3 separate regions of the Homo sapiens genome follow, and regions 1 and 3 are each linked to region 2. Evidence: chromatin loops called from intact Hi-C (ENCODE). Cell type or tissue: PC-3. All regions are shown on one strand. Links, peaks and the distances in the headings refer to the core of each region. The heading gives the core; the rest is flanking DNA.

Evidence for each region. A loop is a pair of places that touch in the nucleus more often than their neighbours do. Peaks named below come from ENCODE experiments on the same cell type or tissue, not always from the same donor. Only the 100,000 strongest peaks of a DNase experiment are listed, where the experiment ranks them.
Region 1: a loop joins it to region 2, with 5 times the contacts of the local background. A loop is called at or near these places in 3 of 110 quality-filtered maps.
Region 3: it touches region 2 in a loop (4-fold over the local background); 6 of 110 quality-filtered maps call a loop at or near these places.

Annotation. Positions count from the first base shown.
Region 1 is chr1:219,551,787-219,558,932 of GRCh38, reverse strand. It overlaps LYPLAL1-AS1 (LYPLAL1 antisense RNA 1), which reads left to right and starts at 1,609. Exons shown (of 4, transcript NR_135822.1): 1 at 1,609-1,742. LOC124904514 (a long non-coding RNA gene) reads right to left here and starts at 3,533. Exons shown (of 2, transcript XR_007066882.1): 1 at 3,456-3,533; 2 at 1,226-1,740. RefSeq lists an enhancer at 3,220-3,919. In PC-3, for the core only: no CTCF peak of the experiment used is centred there; DNase peaks (open chromatin) are centred at 2,872 and 3,432; H3K4me3 peaks cover 947 bases; H3K27ac peaks cover 2,480 bases.
Region 2 is chr1:219,419,050-219,426,195 of GRCh38, reverse strand. The region is part of intron 1 of LOC107984018 (a long non-coding RNA gene); the gene reads left to right. It also overlaps a transcript of LYPLAL1 not described here. Among named protein-coding and RNA genes, the nearest start is that of LYPLAL1-AS1, 130 kb to the left of the region's middle. In PC-3, for the core only: no CTCF peak of the experiment used is centred there; a DNase peak (open chromatin) is centred at 3,255; H3K4me3 peaks cover 491 bases; H3K27ac peaks cover 1,978 bases.
Region 3 is chr1:219,309,084-219,316,229 of GRCh38, reverse strand. It overlaps a transcript of LYPLAL1 not described here. Among named protein-coding and RNA genes, the nearest start is that of LYPLAL1, 140 kb to the right of the region's middle. In PC-3, for the core only: no CTCF peak of the experiment used is centred there; a DNase peak (open chromatin) is centred at 3,009; H3K27ac peaks cover 1,797 bases.

The DNA.
Region 1 (7,146 bases), core at 1,373-6,372, 130 kb before region 2:
GTCTAGCGATATATTTTTTAAATGTTCTGTATTTGATGTTTTTCAAATTGCAAATGATAGTTCATACTTTTTTAAAAAGTAAATGTACTAATAGAAAATAAAGGTGTAAAGGGCAAAACTACACATCTCAGGGCCACCATATATGGTTGGGAAAGTTCTGCGTTGCAGAAGGGCATAACAGCTCATGCGGTTCCTGTCATGGCAGACAGTGAAGATTTTTATATTTATTACAGTAATTTTTTAGTAGATGACAGTATATTATGACAATGTTCCAACAGAGAGAAATAAAGTGTCTTGAGTAAGGGGTATCTTTAATTGGCAGCATCTCTGGTTACTCTCCAAACCCATGTCCTTTCGTTGACTTTTTTTTTTTTTTTTTTTTGAGACGAAGTCTTGCTCTGTCACCCAGGCTGGAGTGCAGTGGCGCGATCTCGGCTCACTGCAAGCTCCGTCTCCCAGGCTCACTGCAAGCTCTGCCTCCCAGGTTCACGCCATTCTCCTGCCTCAGCCTCCCCAGTAGCTGGGACTACATCGTCGCATTCTTATATTGCTGAATCAATAATATCTGACAGAAATCGTCTAAGTCGACTGATGTTTTCAATGGAGGTGTCCTATCTCTTATACAACTTATGATGTGAACTTGAAAGGCCTAATGGGATATAGTAGCTACTGATAGCTCATATTTCAAGCAACCATGTACATAAAATCATCAGAATTTTAATTTTGCCATGTAATTCAGTGGAACATTTCTGTAATCGATGCTCATGTTAATGTTAGAGAAAAGCATTGCCTCATCTTGAAATACTTTCTAAACTTTCGAAGAAAGGTTAAATTATATTCAAGATTTGTGTAGTGTTGGATTTTTTTTTTGGTTATGCTCTTTGAAAATGGTTGATCTATTGCTTATATGTGCAATGAGTCTTTGTTTGTTTGTTGGTTGGTTTGTTTTTGACACATGGTCTTGCTCTGTCGCCCAGGCTGGAGTGCAGTGGCATAATCTCGGCTCACTGCAATCCCTGCCTCTCAAGCTCAAGCGATCTCCCACTCAGCCTCTCAAGTAGCTGGGACTACAAGCATGCACACCTCCACACCCAGCTAATTTTTGTATTTTTTTTGTAGAAATGGGGTTTCATCATATTGCCCAGGCTGGTCGCGAACTCCTGGGCTCAAGCAATCGGCCCACCTTGACCTCCCAAAGAGCTGAAATGAGAGGTGTGAGCCATTGTGCCCAGCCTGTGCAATGAGTCTTTATTGGAATAAATTAAATTACATATTTATATGGGGCTTCAAAACATCTTCCCATAACCTTGGTATTTGATCTTTGCAACTGCAACAATATAAGGCAGGAAGTGTCAGTTTCCCAGTTTCCCTGTAGAGGAAGAAGCATTGGCTTAGTACTGTGGTTTGAATGTCCTCTCCAAAACTCATGTTGAAACTTAATCCCCAATGTGGCAGTATTGAGAGGTGGGCCTTTACGAGGTGATTGGTTATGAGGGCTTGGCCTTCATGGATGGATTAATCCATTCTTCAATTAATGGGTTAATGGATTAATGAGTTATCATGGGAAGGGAACTGGTGGCTTATAAGAAGAGGAAGAGAGTGCTAAGTGGGCACATGGGAGCACCCTCAGCTCCCTCTCCATGGGATACCCTGTGGGGCACTTCAGAGTCCCCACCAGCAAGAAGGCTCTCTCTCACCAGATGTGCCCCCCGCCAACCTTGGATGTCTCAGTCTCCAGAACTGTAAGACATAAATTTTGTTTCTTATAAATTATCCAATTTCAGATAGTCTCTTATAAACATTCAAAAACAAACAAAGACATTTTGAGAGGATGAGTATCTTGCTCAAGGCCCTGTGATCACAAAGATGCAGGGCCAGTTGGGTACTCAGTCTTTATAGGGCCCCACAGTGCTTTAGAGGGGAAATAATAAGAACCCACCATTTTCTGACCACCCTAATTAATTGGGGATTTGCTCTGCTTTGGATACTATAAAAGATACCAGTACAGCTCATGGGATCAATGTCCTCTTCTTCGCTAGAGGAGTCCCTTGCTGTGATTCTCTTGGATACATTTTAGGACTTTCTTCCGTGTTTCTCAAATGCCATAGGAACGCATTTGCTTCCACTTTCTGCCCTATCCCACCGATCTCCTTCCTACCTCTCACACACATTTGAAAGGCTGAATGAGTCTACTAATGATTTTAGTGACTGAAATGCAATCTAATAGAATAATAGACTATTAATTAACATCAATAAATAATGTACTTTTGTTCAAGTTTACAGTTATAGTGGTTTATAGCTACCAGCACTTTACAGTTTACAAAAACCCTTTCCTTCATTAACATCTAAAAATAATCTCCTGTTGGATTGGATAGATCTGACTTTAGTTAAGCCTCATGATTTTAGCTTTCTGGAGTGGGGAGAGGGGCATATACTTTAGAATAAAACCATTTCAGTAAGGTGTGATGAAATTAAACTTAGGTCACGGTGTTTAGTTAACATCTCAGGAACACCACCACCAATGAAAAGCAAAGCCTTCTTCCTTTTAAATTAAATAATGAATAGTTGGATATTTTTGTTAGGAGCTGGTGGGTTAGGTAACTGCACTTATTTACATTTTAGAATTACAGGCTAAAGACTAATTAACTGGTTAGAGCATATGCAATGGACCGTGGCAGTCTGCAAAGATTAACAAATTAATTAGTTATTTCCATCCGTTACAATTTTATTCTTTTCCTTGGAAATGAGTGGCCTGTTGATTTCAGCCTTTAAAAGTTTCAGAGCAGGGCTGTTCATTCAGCTTTCTGAATGGCTGAATAGAACAATAAGATTGTGTAACAACTGGGACACGTCAGTGCCTTCGTCAGGGGATAATGTAAGCTATAGAAAGCCCTTTTCATCTTTTAGCAAGGGCCCATTATTCCTATGTATCTCTCTTCTCTGCTTTATGAAAAGGTTTGTACAGTAAATAATGACCAACTATGTAGTAGTTCTTTCTTCTTTTGCCAAGCTCTTTTTAGCTTTGGCAGCAATTTTGTTTTCCCTGTCATCATCTAATGTCTATTTATTTTACATTGCTACAAAGCCAGTGAAATTCCCTTATAAATCCCAGGTCATGAAGATGAAGCAGCAATTCGATTCCTTTTATTAAACGTCTCCAGTGTCCTCTGCTTTTTCTAATTAGGTTCAAAGTGGTCAGTGGCTTAAAAAGCCTCTGGGCAGGAATCAAATCTGTTTGAACAACGCATTCCTAAAGGCCATGCATATTAGATCCTTGGATTTAATTAGAGGAGAGGTATCAAAACTCAGATACTCTCTGGATGCATTTAGGATTGTCACCGAAAGGTCCTGTTTCTACACAGGCTATTTGACCAAATTCCTCTCCTCCCTTTGGCTCTCCCTCCCCTCAACATACAATAGACATTAGGTATTCAGAGCCTGGGGCTATTACTCACCACTGGTTCTCAGAGGCTGCAGTTTTCTTTTGTCAGCATTGCCACAGCATGAAGGTGAGAACAAGAAGCTCTGAAACTGAAGAGAAAAAGATAAAAGGAAAAGTATGCAGGAGAAAAGAGAGGCTCTTTAACTGCTCTGTCAACTCGATTTCTCTCCTCTGCCCCAGGCGTGTTCTGAAGATGGATGGGCGTAGGTACAGGTGGTACATGACAGCAGCTGTGATTTCCATCTGGGTACCATTTAGGAGCAGATAGATTTTTCAGGCCATAGTCTCTTTCAATTGTTGTGGTTAGAGAGCGAAAGTGAGAGGCCCACTGTGTTTTCTTCCACCTCAGGTGCTATTGTTCCAAACCATTGTTTCTCCCAGGGTTGGCTTGCTATCAAAGAAGAGAATTAGAAGGGAATTATTTGATTGTGGGGTGAGTGAATGCGAGAGTTAACTGATGAGAGGTGGTGGAGCTCAGACGCAAACCATCTCATGGAATACATTAGATATTAGATTTATCCAACACGTACTCCTCATATTGTCTATTTCCCTCCTTCTAAGCTATAAGACTGTCAGGGGACACGGTGCTCTTCTGGGGAGTAATGTACACATTTGTGTCTGTGCAGTGCTAAAACAACTGGTTGAACTGTGAAAAATTCAGTACATTAACTAAAGCTCATTTTTGGTTGTGCTAAGAAACCAGCTTCTCTTTTACCTCTATGACAGAATTGACAGGTGTCTACATGTGATGCCAGGACAACCACCCCAGCCAATGGGTTCTTCCCAACAAAAACATTTTTAAAATATTACATATCTGAAAATATTTTAAGTACGCTATTTGATCAAATTTTTTCTTAAGTCTAACTTGCTATTTTTTTAAATTGAACATTTGTGTTTTTTAACCAGCTGTATCAGTGTGACATGGGCATGATAGAATTAAATAATTGTTTTGGAGTAAATTTTCTCTATAGTTTGTTCTCTATGTCTTTTCAACTCACCTGTCAGGGACATCTATAAGAGTCAGGCTGTTTTCTGCTCTTCACAGATGTTTTTAGGGGTGAAAGTTGGTGATTTTCCATCAACTAAAAATGCTTTTTGTCAAAGAGACAGCACCAATGATGTGCTCAAGGGCCTAGTTCTTCATGTGATTTGGATTTGAGACCCGAGGTGTTTCACAAGCATTCACAAGAATTAGCAAATCTGATCGAGGGAGAGATTGCAATATCTTTTCTGGCAAACCAAGCTCCTTTTTCTTTGTTAATATGGACATTTTCCAATGTTGACCCAGATTCTTCAGCTTTCCTAATGTATTCAAGGTCAATGCTTCTATCCCTAAGGAAAAACCATTCGTGAGAGCCATGATCAAGGTTGATTTTATTTTGCCCCCTAGTTGACTGCCCTTTTACCTCCCAAAATCCAGAAAATAAAGTAAGAACATGTTGGTAAATATGATGAAAGAGTACTTGATTCTTGCATTGAGTTTTAGAAGGAAGAATTCCTGGGCAGGGGGAAGCTAAGAGTGAGGTGGTGATGGTGGATGAGGTTAGGGGGTTAGCAGTTACATAAACAGAACATCTGGAGCTGTGATCCAGGGTTTTTTTAAGAAGTCATGCCAAAAAAAGTAAAAATAAACAGTTGTAATTAATTTTAACAATAAATTTTGTTTAACTTAATACAGTATATCCAAAATAATATCATTTGGACATGTAATTAATATAAAATTATTAATGAGATATTTAATCTTCTTTTGTTGTACTAAATCTTCAAAATCTTGTGCATTTTTTGCATTTATAGCACATTCCTCAGTAGCAATGTGAGGCTAATGGCTACTGTACTGGACAGTATAGATCTGGTGTGAACAGGTAAAGGAGAACTAGTTTTCACTGAGCACTTTCTATGTGCAAGGCATTATAGTAGTTACTAATATAGATTATGGTTAGCTTTCATAACCACCCTGGGAGGTGCTTATTATTTCCATTTTACAGAAGAATGGATGTAGCCATAACATTTATTATCCAAACTGGGGCCCTTTCAGAATGATAAGGCAACTTTTATTAATTATCAAGGGACAACAGGTATAGCTTGTACTGTACCAGGAAAAGTGGAAGGAATGGTCACCCTAGATGGGAAAAGAGGCTAGAATAAATTAACTAACATGCTCAAGATCCTAAAGCTCATAAATGGCAGCATGTTTTAAGATTTAAAGCCACATCTATTTGTGTCAAAAGCTCATGCTTAGAACGAGACTCCAGTATTTTTTCTAGATTTCTCCCTTGATGATTTGGTTAACCATTCTAACTTAGAAGTATTGGTCTCAAAATCTGTTGACAGCCTGGTTTTCCATTAAGCAAAAAACAAACAAGACAAACAAACAAAAAAACAACTTAGAGTCTACCTCTGTTCTTAGAAAGGCCCTTCCAAGGAAACAGAACTTACACAGAGGTTGACTACACACCTGTCATTTTTAGCAGAGCTTAGACCCCTTAGCTGTGTTATTTGGTGGCAGGTGGGAGTGTGGTGGAGATTGCAGGCAATTTTCTCTCAATGCTCTGGTTCACCCCATTGCTTTCCCTGTTGGAAAACATATCACTGGAATCTGTTTACAGACTTGTAAGAGGGCCAGAAATGAATATAGGAAACAAAAACATCATGCCCTATTCTGGGAAAACTGTTACTCTGTTCACAACAATTCTGACACCAAATGTGTGTTTTTTTTTTTTTTCCATACCAAGCAATTCAAGTCCCTGGACACCAACCATGTGTCCTACAACTCAATTCAATACTAACTCTCATTATGTGGAGTTAGCACAGACCTCACAGGTTAAGGGCTCAGCCCCACAAGACTGCCCCCGTTCACTTTAGATGCCAATTGCAAGTCTGGATCACTTGTACTTCTGACTGATCTTGAGGTCTTAATCAGGGATTCTCATAACCCTTTCCTTGGTTTGCTAATTTGCTAGAATGGCACACAAAACTCAGGAAAACATTTACTTATATTTACCAGCTCATTGTAAAGAGTATTATAAAGGATATGGATGAACCAAATGAAAAGGTACATAGGCTGAGGTCCAGAAGAATCGTGAGTACAGGAGCTATTGTCCCTGTGATGTTGTGAATAACAAAGACACTCCTATCACTCAGGAAATTCCAAGGGTTTTAAGAGCTTTGCACCAGAAACTGGAGACAAAGACCAAATATATTTCTTATTAGAAATATTATAATTATACACCTACTTTCTCCATCTCCCTTTAGCTCCCCAGAATAATAAGACTTTCTTCATCTCCAATGTAAGCAAGTGGGTTCTCTGGTCCTTGGTCAGCATTTCTCCATTTGCCTGACTGTTCTGAGATGATCTCTTCCTCAGAAATACATTCATTGTCTCCTTTAAGTGATGCCAGAGCTAATGATGACCATAGGAAATCAAGATACAACAGAAGGAAGGTCTGGGACCGTTAATGTAAAGCCAGCATTTATTGAGTGATTACTATGTGCCAGACACTGCTTTAATTGTTTTGTATCTTTAACATGTTTAATCCCAACAACAAGTCTATGGTACGGGAACTATAATTATCCTCATTTTACAGATAAGGAAGCTGTCTCAGAGAGATTGGGTAACTTGTTCGGTGTCACCTTGCCAATATTACATATTAATGCCAAAACTGGGTCCCAAACCCAGAGCTGGCTAAGTACAAAGCACTCACATT
Region 2 (7,146 bases), core at 720-5,719:
ATCTTAGGTTTCACCTTTTGTCTCAGCTTCTCTGCAAACAAGCCCAAATTACCCATGGCCCAAACCAAACGTATACACACTCATTTATAAGACTCAGTTGTCAGTTATGTTAAGTTCATTTTCCCATGCTGAGCCCTGAAAGCTTCTTGTGAAGTCTCTACCGTGTGGATCTTACACCTGCACATAACTAGGAAAACAATTTTTAGTTGGTTCTTTAGAACAACAGCGAGGAGAAAAACTCTTCAACAATGGAAGCAGATCTCAAGAGCTACAGAACTTTCCTGAAATGGTAAACATATTACTTGTCTGAGTTAAAAACTTTTTTTTTCTCTTTGTAGGCTACCTGAATTTAGGCAATCCACCATATAGCTCAAGCGTAATGACATACTTAGATAGAATATGGTATCTTTGTATGGTATGACCAGAATGGTAGCAGAATTAACTATAGGATAATAAATGCATTTGATCACTAAAAGTACAAATTTCATGAGCCACTTTGAATGCAGCATTCCCTATGGCCAGGTCCTATACTAAATTCTTTACATGTAATTTCTCCTTGAAGCTTGAAAACAACTCAGTGAGGTTGATGCTACTATTATTGTCCCTGTTCTACAAGTGAGGCAATTGAGGATTAACAAATTTCGGTGGCTTAAGTCTATCAAGGGAGCTGGATGTTACACTAACAATCACACAGAAAAATATATGATTTTAAACTATGTTAACTTTATAGTTAGAGCCAGTAGAGGATAGAAGTGAAGAATCAGGATCTGGCACCTTACTGCTTATATTTTGAATCAAAGCTCTGCCACTAATTAGCTGTGAACTTGGGCAAATCACTAAGCCTGTGCCTCATCTGTAACATGGGATACTAATGGTGCTATGGTCCGAGTGTTTATGTCTCCCCCAAATTCATATGTTGAAATCCTCATTCCCAAGGTGATGTTATTAGAGGTAGAGCCTTGAGAGGTGATTAAGTCATGAAAGTGGACTCCTTATAAATGGGAGGCCTGAAAGGAGCCCCTTGCCCCTTGCACCCTGTGAACACAGTGAGAAAATGCCCTTTATGAACCAGGAAACAAGCCCTCACTAGAGTCTATCAGTGCCTTTGTTTTGGACTTCCCAGCCATCAGAACAATGAGAAATAAATTTATATTGTTGATAAACTACCCAGTCTATGACATTTTGTTATTGTAGTTTGAACGGTTAAGACAAATAGTAACAATTACTGTACGGATTAAGTTAGTTAATATATTTTGAGTGCTTATAAGAATACCCACAACAAGTCCTCAATACATGTTAGCTATATTTTTATTCTTCTCTTATATATAAGAAAAAACAGGGATAGAGAGGTCAAAGTAACTTTGCCATAGGGGTAAAAAGCAAATCTCGAATGTGTCCAAGTCATATCCTAAAACCTACTGCCTTTAGTTATCTTTCTCCCTAAATGTCAGTCCCAACTAAGGGGAGAGGTGGTCCTGCTGGACAAAGCAGGAAGAAAGGGCCGTGATGAGATGGAGAAGCAGTGTGGTGGCCTCTGCTGCAATGAATGGAGGGATGATGATGTTGGTATGAGGATGTCATCAGGACATGTGTTATTTCTGGATGGAGAAATGAGGGAAGATGTCCTCCTCTGATTCTTCACTATCCTCTGACAATCTCGTTGTTGTTCCATGCCCGGTTCCATCCATCTGAAATGGTCCAGGGCACAAAATATACCCAGTTATGATTGTGAACAATTGATCTGGCAGCTACATAGCTAATGTGATGTGGTTTTCAGTCCTCCAACTTGAGCTCACAAGGAGTCTCAGATATTGAATGACTACTTTCTTGACCAAATTTAGATTACTTTAAGCCATTTGAAATTTGATTTTAGAAAGTGTCATATCAGAGCCTAATATATTTGACTTTCTCCTAGAATGATGTCCTGATTAACCTAGAGTGTCAATGCTAAGTTTATAGTTTTATTTAATTAGATGAGTCTTTAAGCCAGAATTAACTGGATTGAAATTCTTTTACGTAAGTCTACCTTCCCTCACAAATTTTCAGAAATGAACTTTTTTCTCTATGCAATTTTTTCTAGTAAATCTAGTTCAATATACAGTGATCTTAATTATTTTCTGTATAAATGTGCCTAATAGTATATTTTATAATATAGTATATTATAATATATATCATATACAGTAAATTATATACTATAGTGTATAGTGATATATACTATACACTGCATTTATAATATAGTACATAATAAAGAATGGTATATACTTTACAAGAGATTGCCTTGGATGAGATTTATTTGTCTTCTACTTTAAACCTTTATAAAACCTCTAAGGATCCAGAAGGGAGAGAGAAAAAGACGGAAAATATTTCTATTTTCCATAACACCTCACATTTATTTTCTACCACTTACTAAGTATAGTGTCTGAGTGATGCTGCTAAAACTCTCTGAGCTTCAGATTTTCATTTGTAACATGCTTTGATATCCTTTCAGGGTTATTGTGAGGTTCTAATTAAAGAATATTCAAATAATCTCTCCATAAACTCCATATAATTGTATAAAAGTGACTATCATTAATGTATACCTAGTAAACAAGTAAATATACAATGCAATGAAGTTGTCTCATTGGACAATTAGAATTCAGTCTTAGTGTTTGGAAAATGACATAGAACCTGGATGTAATAGGTTATTAGGGTTTTATATATCTCACTCAAAAATTCATTTATGTACTTGGTATTTGCCTGTGTTCAATCTACTGCTCAAAGCCCAGTGAATCACCATAGCAAAACGAAACACATTCACCCTCTTCAAGGAGCTTATTAGGAAAGCACAGACACATAACCATAACACAGAGTTGAATGTCACTAACACTGGGACATGATGGGCTGAAGACCAAAATGTCTATGGACATTTTGGGTGGAGATATCGGCCAGTAGATTACTTCCAGTTGGTAAGAGCAGAAAGCCAGAAAGTCCAAGAACACTGTATGAAGAAGAAAGGTTTTCCTCAGCCCTGAGTAATGATGTGTTGTACATGTGGCTGCTAGAAGTAAGGTGTGAAGAGAGGATGAGTGAGTAGAGAGGGGTGTTCTAGGCAAAATGAACTCTGTGAGCAAAAACATCAAGGTGGGAAAAATTTAGACTGCTGTTTCTCAAAGTATGGTCAGGGGTTTTCCTGCTTCGTGAATGATGAACAATTGCATGCTCCGTCATGGGTTCTTGTGGGAAGGAGGGATGTGCAAGCTCATGGATTTTCATTTTTATAATGACTAAGAACAAACCATTACCAACTGAGTAAGTGAATGACCAAAGATGACTAATATTTGGTACACATACAGCAACATTTATGTTACTAGAATTTTCATAGGTCTGTAACTCCATATCCTAAGAAGTCTGAGTAGCAAGATCAAGTTTCTGCTGTCTTTTCACACACACAGATAGTTAAAAGCCTGCTCCCCAAGCATCCAACCAACGATTTTATCCAGAAGCAAAATAGTTATTTATGCCTCTTGAATATTATTTTAAGTTGATCCTGGCTTTCAGTTTTTGCTCTCCCATTATTAATTATTTTAAGATGTACTCTTTTTTTTATTCCTGCATAATGGTTGGGCTCAAGCTATTTTCACAGCTACTATATTTTTCTGTATATCTTATCATCAGGGTATTTTCTTCTGGACAAAGAGTATAGGTGATATAAATGATGCTATGTACCCTTTGTCCTGCCATAATCTCTCTCTCCTGCTCTGTGCATGGCATTTGTTTTAATACCCTCCTCTGCCACCCTTGGGAAGTCCTATCTTTCAGGAAGGAAGCTGATGTGAAGGAAAAATACAAAGTTCCTGGTTCTGTAGATCAGGGGCTGGTTAATTATGACCCAAAAGCCAAATCCAGCCTGCAACCTGTTTATGTAGATAAAGTTTTATTGGAACACAGTTATTTCCATTCATTTATACATGATCTGTGGTTGCTATTGCACTACAATGACAGAATTAAGTAATTCCAACAAAGTTTCAGAAATCTTAACAATTTACTAATTGCCCTTTTACAGAAAACATCTTCTAACTCCTGTTCACCATGGTACTAATAACTATTTTCCAAATGGAAACCTTGGGAAAAAATGGTATGTGGTGTTTCTTAAGAGATCAACCAGCGTAGGTTGTGTTAACTTCAAAGCTTAGAGTGACTGACCACTTTTGGAAGGACAGTGTTATAAACTCCTCTGTCATCCTGAAAGGGCACAATCAAATTTTTGTTGGTGAAAGAGAAATACACAAAATGCGAATGATTGCTTGATGAATAATAACAAAGAGTAACCACCTAAAAAACGTTAAAGTAATCCTTTAACTTCGTAAGGTTTTCCAATTCTTTCAATATTCTTTATTTAATTATTTTTAGTCACTCTCTAAATCTACCTTTTTTTCCGAGAAACTAGCTCATCCTGAAGCTCCCCTCACCCTCCTGCTATCCTCCTTCTCCTTTTATTCCTCCTCATCTTCTGTTTTGTCACACATCCATCTCATGGCACTACTTATATATCTTGTAGGATAATAGAATCTCTAGATGTTTTTCAATGGCTTTGAGGATGAACAAACATCTTTGGAATCAGTGCTCAAATTTGAGTTTTATCAGCAGAATATTATGTAATTAATATGATGAACACAGCATAAGCATTGCTCACTTTCAACAGTAAAAATATCTTAAACTCAACAACCTTGTGAATAATCTATCTGAGATTTGAGGAAGTTGAATAGCCTCCTCAGGTGCTTGTAAATGGTAGAATTGGCTATGAATGCAACTTCGGCTGACCCTCCAGGGTTCTCAGATAGGGTCTTCATGTTGTTCTCTCATGATCTGGTTTTCCTATAGTGAAGTCAATGACTTTTACCCTGAAAAACATGATGGGCCACTGGATTGGATAGCTAAAAATTCATTTTGTATTTATGTCACTTAACTCTGACAGTTCTGTAGCTGGATTGATTAGATGTCCCAACTAGTTAATAAATTGGGCCTAACTCTTTATGTCAAAATCATTATTAAAAGGTTACACTCAGTTCACCAAAGTTGTGAAATATTTCAGGTCATACTGGGAGGCATTTCTGGTTTATTGGCCATGTCAAATCTCAAGCAAATTGTTTACTTCTCACTTGAATTTTTATTTAAAAATCCAAATTTCACAACTGGTTCAGATTTCCCAGGAGTATTTGCTTAAAGTAGACTCCATTTAGAAATAACTGATATATTTCCAAATTAAAAGAACTAAGATGTAAGAATAAAAATTTCAGAATGGACTTAAATTACTGTTTTGAAAGAGCATGCTACATCTACTTATATGAAATTCACCTTTAAAAGTAATCCCTGAAGCTTAGAAAGCCAGAATTTATAGTAATGGGGTAGTTAGAAAAAAATTTTAAAAGATGCCATAGTAAGAAAAAATAAGTGGTTCTAATTATTATGCCTTTGTTTCTCCTGAAATGTGTTTTTCCATGATACTTCAATATTTATCTTGCAGGTGGTCAGCAATTTTATTACAAATGACAAATCCACTCATACAATGGCAGCATTACCAAATTATAAAACAAGTCACTGGAGAAAAAAAAAATTAGGCTATGTGTACGCTGCTCATGGGATTTGCAAAACCATCAGTGTATGAGCTGCTCTGAACTAAACGTTTGACTACAAAATTAAGGGGAATGAGTGGGTGATTTCTACTTTCCAAGGACAGCTTCCACCACTAGTTTACAAGCATATGGTAACTGAGAATATTCTTGATATTGCAATACAACGATGATCTTTTCTTAGGATTATGAAAAGGTAGAGGATGCAATCAAAATAGAGTGCAAATTATTCGGGTTAATATTTAAATTATAACCTTGGCTCACACAGCAGTATCCCCTCAAACCTTTTATTTGGTGAAATTAAATCTTGAATACTGTAATTCTGAATTTTCTGAATTTCAACAAGACTTTTCTGAAGCCTTTGGGGTAACAAATTAATATTTAACACTGTGAGTGACTTTCATCTATTACTTGGCATGGCTGTTCTTGGAGTTCACAAGTCAATTCCTTTCCTCAGGGGCTTTGCCCCAAGTCTTCCTGCCAAGATCTATGGTTCTTTCCCTGCTGAAAGTTACTCCTCTGTGAACTTTGCCCAAGTTCTGTAGATAATAAAGAATCAGGAAGAAGTGAAGATAGTTGTTCCCTTTCCCAAGCAAGGGGACCTGGTCCCTGTGGTTTTGGCACCAGCTTCAGGCCTACCAGGTAGTGCTCATGAGGATTTAGCATAGAAATTAAGAACTCTGACTACCACTTTTAGACTTTGGGAAGCTAGCTGTACACATATTTCCTTCCAGAGGCGCCTTAATTATACAATGAAGCCAAGATACTCCAGGTTGTTTACCTGTATCTGCCTTAATCTGCTATTGTTGGTGATGTCCTGGGACACCTGTGCAGAGGCTGGACCCCCTACCCCCACAGTCAGGACATAACAGGAGAGAACACCGCCCAGCCTCAGAGGGGAAACAGCCATAAACATCCCCTTGGTCCAGCTAATAATGTGTAAGCTAATGATGTGGAAGCTAAAGCACATTTGTCTCTCTCTCTCTCTCTCTGTGTGTGTGTGTGTGTGTGTGTGTGTGTGTGTGTGTGTGTGTGTGTTGGGCTAGGGCTCAGAAACCCAAAGAGGAACCAGAGCATGCACCAACTCTGATCTCTGAAGAGCACAAGCCAAATCATCAGCATTCCTTTTTCTCAATAATCAGGAAGAGGAGGTATCAAGGCCAGAATTTTCATTGAGAGATGATTGCCTGGCTCTGGTGTGGCTGACTACTCACCCATCATAGTCCTGAGAACTCTCTCCTGATCGCTGGCACAGGGACTCTGATGATGCAGAGACATGGCTGTAGAATTGGTTGAGGACCAACTGAACTTTCTGCCAGTTTTAAAATCCCTAAACAGTGGGAAGATGGTTTGGCAGTTTCTTAACAAAACTAAACATACTCTTAGCACATGAGCCAGCAATCACAATCACTCTTCTTGATACTTACCCTAAGGGGTTGAGAACTTATGTCCACACAGAAACCTGCCCATGGATGTTCACAGCAGCTTCAATTATAATTGCCAAAACTTGGAAGCCACCAAGGTGTCCTTCAGTAAG
Region 3 (7,146 bases), core at 1,051-6,050, 110 kb after region 2:
ACAGAATGAAGAGGATGTAGAAATGGTAATTTTAATTGATGCAGAAAAAACATTTAACAAAATTCAATAATCTTTGATGATAAACACCATGATCTTAATTTTGCTAATACCAGCCTTCATCAACTGAGCTAAATAGTCATGATCAAAACCTGTAAGCGTATCTGCTTCTATAAAATAATATTAATATTATTGGATCTTTGAGATAGGTTTGTCCTTATACGTACATGTAGCTTTTCACCAAATTTTTTCTTGCCATGGGGCATTTTTTTTCCATTTAATTATAATGAGAAGTTTTCTTGAAATATTTAGCTATCCACATTGTCTTCTGAAATACAATAAAGAATTTAAATTATTCCATTAGCTTTTAGGGGATGGACTGCCCATCCCTAAGTTTTTGAAGAAAAACACCCTAACTTTTAAATGTACTTATTTCTAAAGTTTTGCTGTTTCCTTATTTGTCTCTGAAATTTTGCCAGTATCTGCTGATATTTTTGTAGTATTTATAATCACCAGAACTCCCAACAGTTCATATCCTGGAACTAAAGATGGGTGAAACCAGTTGTATTGGAGGTGGGTTGGTGAACATCTTGAACTATTTTTCAAATTGTGTTTGGGGTTCAAGGAAAACCAAAACACATTTTCATATTTTACCAAGAACTTTTTTTCCTCCTAATTTTAAAATGATGTCTATTTTAAGGGAAATTTAATCCATATGTTACTAAATTCCTTACACTTACCTCATCAAAATTTGTTTCTGTAAGAGCTATTTGATGTGCAAGAAGCCTTGGGAGTTGTTTTATGAGAGCTTTTTATGAGGAGTTTTTTTTTCTTAGAAACAGGAAGTCAAATTTTCTAGGCGAAGATTGACTCAAGTACAGCTTTTGCCAACTGTAAATTGCCTAATCAGTCAAAAGTCCTAAATTTCATAAAAATTTTTGACTTATCAAAATTTATATGAATCCTGATGATGTTACATTAATTTCTTGTATTTGCTTTTGCACATCGTCTTAACGATTCTTACAAGGTACTATTTCTATAATAACATATCACGCTTTTTAAAGGCAAAGATTTCAGTTTTAATCTAAATTTGAGATTCCCAATAATACTTAAAATATCTATTATATTTCTCATTTATGCTAAGATCTGGTTATGTTACCAACAGTAAAGCTTACAGAATCAACCCCTCCTCAAAACATACACACCCATACTCACACACACACACACAAACATCCATCCCAACATGTACACACACAAATATCAAACATATAGTTATTATTCTATTATTCAGATGCTTCTTTTAAGACACTGTTTTCCAAAGAATTTTCATTGAGTCACTTGCATCAGAATCACCTGTGGTATTTGTTAAAACGAAGATTCTAAGACCTCATCTCAGGCCTACTGAGTCAAAATCTTTGCGTTAATGGATCAATAAAGACATGCTAGCTCAAGATTCACAATATATTATCAAATGAAACAGTGTATTTAAAAACTCTCTGTCAGCCAGGCGCAGTGGCTCATGCCTGTAATCCCTGCACTTTGGGAGGCCGAGGTGGGTGGATCACGAAGTCAGGAGATCGAGACCACGGTGAAACCCCGTCTCTACTAAAAATACGAAAAATTAGCTGGGCGCGGTGGTGGTCGCCTGTAGGCCCAGCTATTAGGGAGGCTGAGGCAGGAGAACAGCCTGAACCCGGGAGGCGGAGCTTGCAGCTAGCCGAGATTGCGCCACTGCACTCCAGCCTGGGCGACAGAGCGAAACTCCATCTCAAAAAAGAAAAAAAGAAAAAGAAAAAAAATAAAAACTCTCTGTCAACCATTGCGGAAAGCAGTTTGGTGATTTCTCAAAGAGGTTAAAACAGAATTACCATTTGATACAGCAATCCCATTATTGGGTATATGCCCAAAGGAATATAAATTGTTCTACAATAAAGACATGCACATGTATATTCATCACAGCATTATTCACAATAGTAAAGACATGGAATCAGCCTAAATGCCCAATGATGGTAGATTTGATTTAAAAATGTGGTACATATGCACAATGGAATATTATGCAGTCATAAAAATAATGACGTCATGCCCTTTGAAGCAACATGGTTGGAGCTGGAGGCTGTTATCCTAAGAAAACTGACACCAGAACAGAAAACAAAATACTGCATGTTCTCACTTATAAGTGGGAGCTAAACACGGAGTGCATATGGACACAAAGAAGGGAACAACAGACACTGGGGCCCACTTGAGGGTGGAGGGTGAAAAGAGTGTGAAGATAAAAAGAACTATCTATCAGGTACTATGCTTATTATTTGGGTAACAAAATAATCTGTACATCAAACCCCTGTGACACTCAATTTACCTATGTAACAGACTTGCACATGAACCTAAAATAAAAGTTTAAAGGCCGGGTGGGTGGCTCATGCCTGTAATCCCAGCACTTTGGGAGGCCGAGGTGGGTGGATCCCTTGAGGTCAGGAGTTGGAGACCAGCCTGGCCAACATGGTGAAACCCTGTCTCTACTAAAAGTACAAAAATTAACTGAGTGTGGTGGTGGGCATCTGTAATCCCAGCTATCTGGGAGGCTGAGGCAGGAGAATCACATGAACCCGGAAGTATGTGGAGGTTGCAGTGAGCCAAGATCATGCCTCTCATCACTGTACTCCAGCCTGGGTGACAGAGTGAAACTCTATCTCAAAAAAAAAAAAAGTTTTTTTAAAAAGAAAACTCTCTGAAAACGTAAGATGCTATAAAAATTTATTTTTGAATAAATTTTCACACAGCCTTTCCCCTTCTTGCTGGAATTTGGGTATGCTGCTGAAAGAGGAGCAGCTGTCTTGTGAGTGCAAAGTCACCAACATGAGGATAAAAGCTATAACCTTAAAGGTGGCTTTTGTCACATGAGAAAAATAAAACTATTTGTTTAAGACAAACCCAATATAATCCTAAATGGTACACTGACGTTAAGTAGTTTGTTGTTGGTGACTCACAACTCAGTAGTGGCGGTAGACAGTGAACTCCTTTCCACTTGTCCAGAGCCCACATTCTTTCACTTATGACTTGTTCTATGTTATCATTTCCCAAGGGTCACAGCACATGGCTCTACACTGGATGATATAAAGGATTATAAACATGAAGAGACAGAACAACGAGATCTGCCTTCCAAAAACTTACAGATAGGCAGGCAAGATAAGGCATAGTCACAATAACCTACAATACTATAACCTATAATACTAAACAGAAAAAGAGATGTTAGAAGACAGGAATCATTGAAGTGTGACTGTATTATTAGTATCATCATTCATAATCATTGTAAGGACTATTATCGGTAGTTGTAGTCACAGTGATAAGACTTCTGGTTAGTAAGCTGTCACTTCAGTGCTTCCTCTCTACATCTCTGGAGGGCCCACCAATAGACCAGGAGAAGAGGAACTGCTACCTTCTCTAACGCAGCCTATCGCCTTCAGGTACAAATTCAGCCCAATACCACCTGAAGTCATATGCTTTGACTGTTGTTAGATTTGGGACAAAAATCCCGAGGAGCACTGAAAAAACAGACAAGGTGCCCACAAAAATGCTTTAGAAGAAAGAGGTAGAGAGCCCCTAGTTGCCTTCTCTTTCATGATAGTACTCTTGAAGCTGTGCCGATGAACTGTGCCCCAAGAAAATCTTTCTCCCATACTCAGGTTCTACTGGGCACTCCCAGCCCCAAGGGCTCCCTGGCGTGGTTTCCCCAGGGGTCTGCCTGTATCCTCATGCAGCTGCTCATTGGACACAGCCTTCACTGAGACCTCCTCAACTCCAAAAATGATGTGATATGTGTGTTTTGGTTTTGTTTTGAGGGAGAGGAGGAAAGGAGGCACAAAGAGCCTAGGACAAAGGGTGTGCTTGATCTAAAGAAACAGGGAAAGGAATACTTGAGGTCCCTGGCAAAATTTCAAAGTGAAGTTTATCCAAGCTGTCCTCTCACTCATTCCTCTACAGCCCCTGACCCTCTCCCACCTCTCTGCAGCCCTCACTTGCCCAGCTCTCCTCAGAAGTCCAGTGCCCTCCTTCCTCCTGCAATATGTCCTTCTCCTCAACTTCCCAAGGCACCAAACTTGGGAAAGCACCTTTCCCAAACTGTCCAATGCACCAGCATTCATTCTTCCTCTTTCCTTTCACATCACAAGCTTCTTCCTTTTACAGCAGCTTGGCAAGTGCTCAGAAAGCAGAATGATTAGAGTAATTCAAACAAAAATAAGAAGATTCCACTGTAACCTTCCAACGGGTTTCCTGGATCACACAATATATATTTTTAATGTATAGAATTCAAAATATTATTGGTGAAAAATTTTTATTGGTTAGCAGCAGGAAACCTGTTATTAAAAGCATTCTATGTATTTAGCCAACACTATTTTAATAGAAAGTTACATGAAATATAGAAAAGAAAAAATGCACAGCACCAGGTACAAAATCAGTGCTTAAGAAATGTTTGTTGGATTATGCGTATATTCAAATTCTCACCATTAATATCTGATGTCCTGGTGGTATAATCATGATGCATTTCTTTAACTATGAGAAAGATTAAATGTATTTAAGCCTTTTATCTTGTTTAAAATCTGTATTAGGGAACTACTATATCCAAAACACCATGCTAGGTTGTGAAAAGAGAATGATAGAAAGATGAAAAAGACATGGTGTCCACCTTAAAAAAAAAAAAAACACCTACAACATAGAAGGGAAGGCAAGCCAACGTGTAAATGACATCAAAGATTGGGATTGGTGTTGGTATGGGGGGAATAATGCTGATATTGTTCCTACCAAGAATATTTGTTCCATAGTTCCAAGCAAATATGTTCATACTGCTGACAAATGTCATTCCAGAAAAGTAGATTGATTGCTAATCAGGAATCTGTAGATTACAGCATCCAACACAGTCCATGCATGTTCACACTTCACCATTTTTCAGGTGATATTGCTGCATCTCACAATTTTTAAACTTCAAGAACATATATTGCATTTCTCACTTCCTATTTTCCATTCCATGACTGAAAGATAAAGGTTGTGGTTAAGCACAAACTCCATGTCCAGACTCAGGGAGAAAGAAAAAAAAAAAAAACTCTTAGACTAGATAACTAAGGAAAAAACATTTTCTGCAATAATTTTATATGATGAATAAGACTACAGGGTGGGTAATGTAGAATGGATAAACCAAAATGATAGAATGGATAAGCCAAAGACAATGAAAGTGAATATTTAATCTCTCTCCCTATGAGCCAGGAACTGTGCTAAATGCTTCACCTTCATCAACACTTTTCTTACTTCTCAGCAATCCTTAGACAGTGGAACTATTTTCACTTTACCAAGGAATTGGAGGCTACTAAGAGTTAAATTTTCCAAGAGAAGATAGAGAACATGTAGTTGAACTGAGATGCTAATTCAGGATTTTCTGGCAGCAAAATCCATTTTCTTAACCAGTTTCCTACATGTATTGTTCGTTTTTCCCATAGGGGTAAGGGATATACACTCATGAAAAAATGAAAATCATGAAGACAAATTTTATTTCACTTCACTTTTTTCTCAAGACTGCCATTATTTCATTTCCCCCCTACTCTATAATTCATAGCATGGCCTTTGCTTTTAGTTGATCTGAGTCACAAAATGTGCTTTGAAGTCCAAGCTTAGACAAAGTGAGATAAGGGCAGGCTCCAACCATCCTCAAAGCGTTCCCATTTTGTTTATTTTACTCACAGGCCTTGATCTTTTGATCTGTTTGTTCCTGCTTTCAGGACACTTGAGTGCTTGCTTATGGCATGTCTTCCAACTCAAATCAGCTATTCAAACCCACAAATTCCAATCTGGGCTCTTGTGAGTTAAGGTTCCCAGGTTCTTGGAAAGCCATGGGGACCTCAGATAGGGAGCAGGCAGGGCTGACTGCATGTGAGAAAATGAGGGAGTAAAAACTATTGGATTTATTATTCATCACCCCCATAAATAGGTACAATGTTTTTGTACCTTGAAAACAGTCAAAAACATTCCCTCCCTTTCAGTGTGTGTCACTTTGATCTTCTCAACAACACAGGGAGGAGTGTTATAATCTCACTTTGGTTTATAGATGAGGTAACAGACTTGGAGTGTTCACTCCATCAGTAAATAGCAAAGCTGAGGCTCAGTCTCAGATCTTCCAACCCCTAATAATATTATTTCCCAGAGAGCACACTATCACTACCTTTTAAATGCTAAATTTTATCTTCATTAAATAAGAAATGTAACCAGTTCAGTGTCAATGAGGGCAACTTAAGTAGATCAAAACTAAGACTGGGATTCCAACTCACTTACCATTTTGGTTTCTGTGACTTCTAGTCACTGACATGACAACACATGGTAGTAACTGGGTTCTAACAAGCTAAGATATAAGTCCTGTGTCTTGAGATGAATATTGTATTAGTCCATTTTCATGCTGCTGATAAAGACATACCTGAGACTGGGAAGAAAAAGAGGTTTAATTGAACTTACAGTTCCACATGGCTGGGGAGGCCTCAGAATCATGGCAGAAGGCAAAAGGCATTTCTTACATGGTGAAGGCGACAGAAAATGAGGAAGATGCAAAAGCAGAAACCCCTGATGAAATCATCAGATCTCATGAGATTTATTCACAACCACGAGAAGAGTATGGGGGACACCTCCTCCATGATTCAAATTTTCTCCCCCGGGTTCCTCCCACAACACATGGGAATTATGGGAGTACAGTTCAAGATGAGATATGGGTGGGGACACAGAGACAAAGCATATCATTCAGCCCCAGCCCCACCAAATCTCATGTCCTCACATTTCAAAACCAATTATGCCTTCCCAACAGTCCCCCAAAGTCTTAACTCATTTCAGCATTGACCCAAAAGTCCACAGTCCAAAGTCTCATCAGAGACAAGGCAAATCCCTTCTGCCTACTAGCCTGTAAAATGGAAAGCAAGCTAGTTACTTCCTAGATACAATGGGGGTACACAGGTATTGGGTAAATACAGCCATTCCAGATGGGAGAAACTGGCCATAACAAAGGGGTTTTGCAAAACAAAGGGCTCATGAAAGTCTCATGCAAGGCTCATGCAAGTCTCAAATCCAGTGGGGCAGTCAAATTTGAAAGCTCCAAAATGATCGCCCTTGACTCCAGGTCTC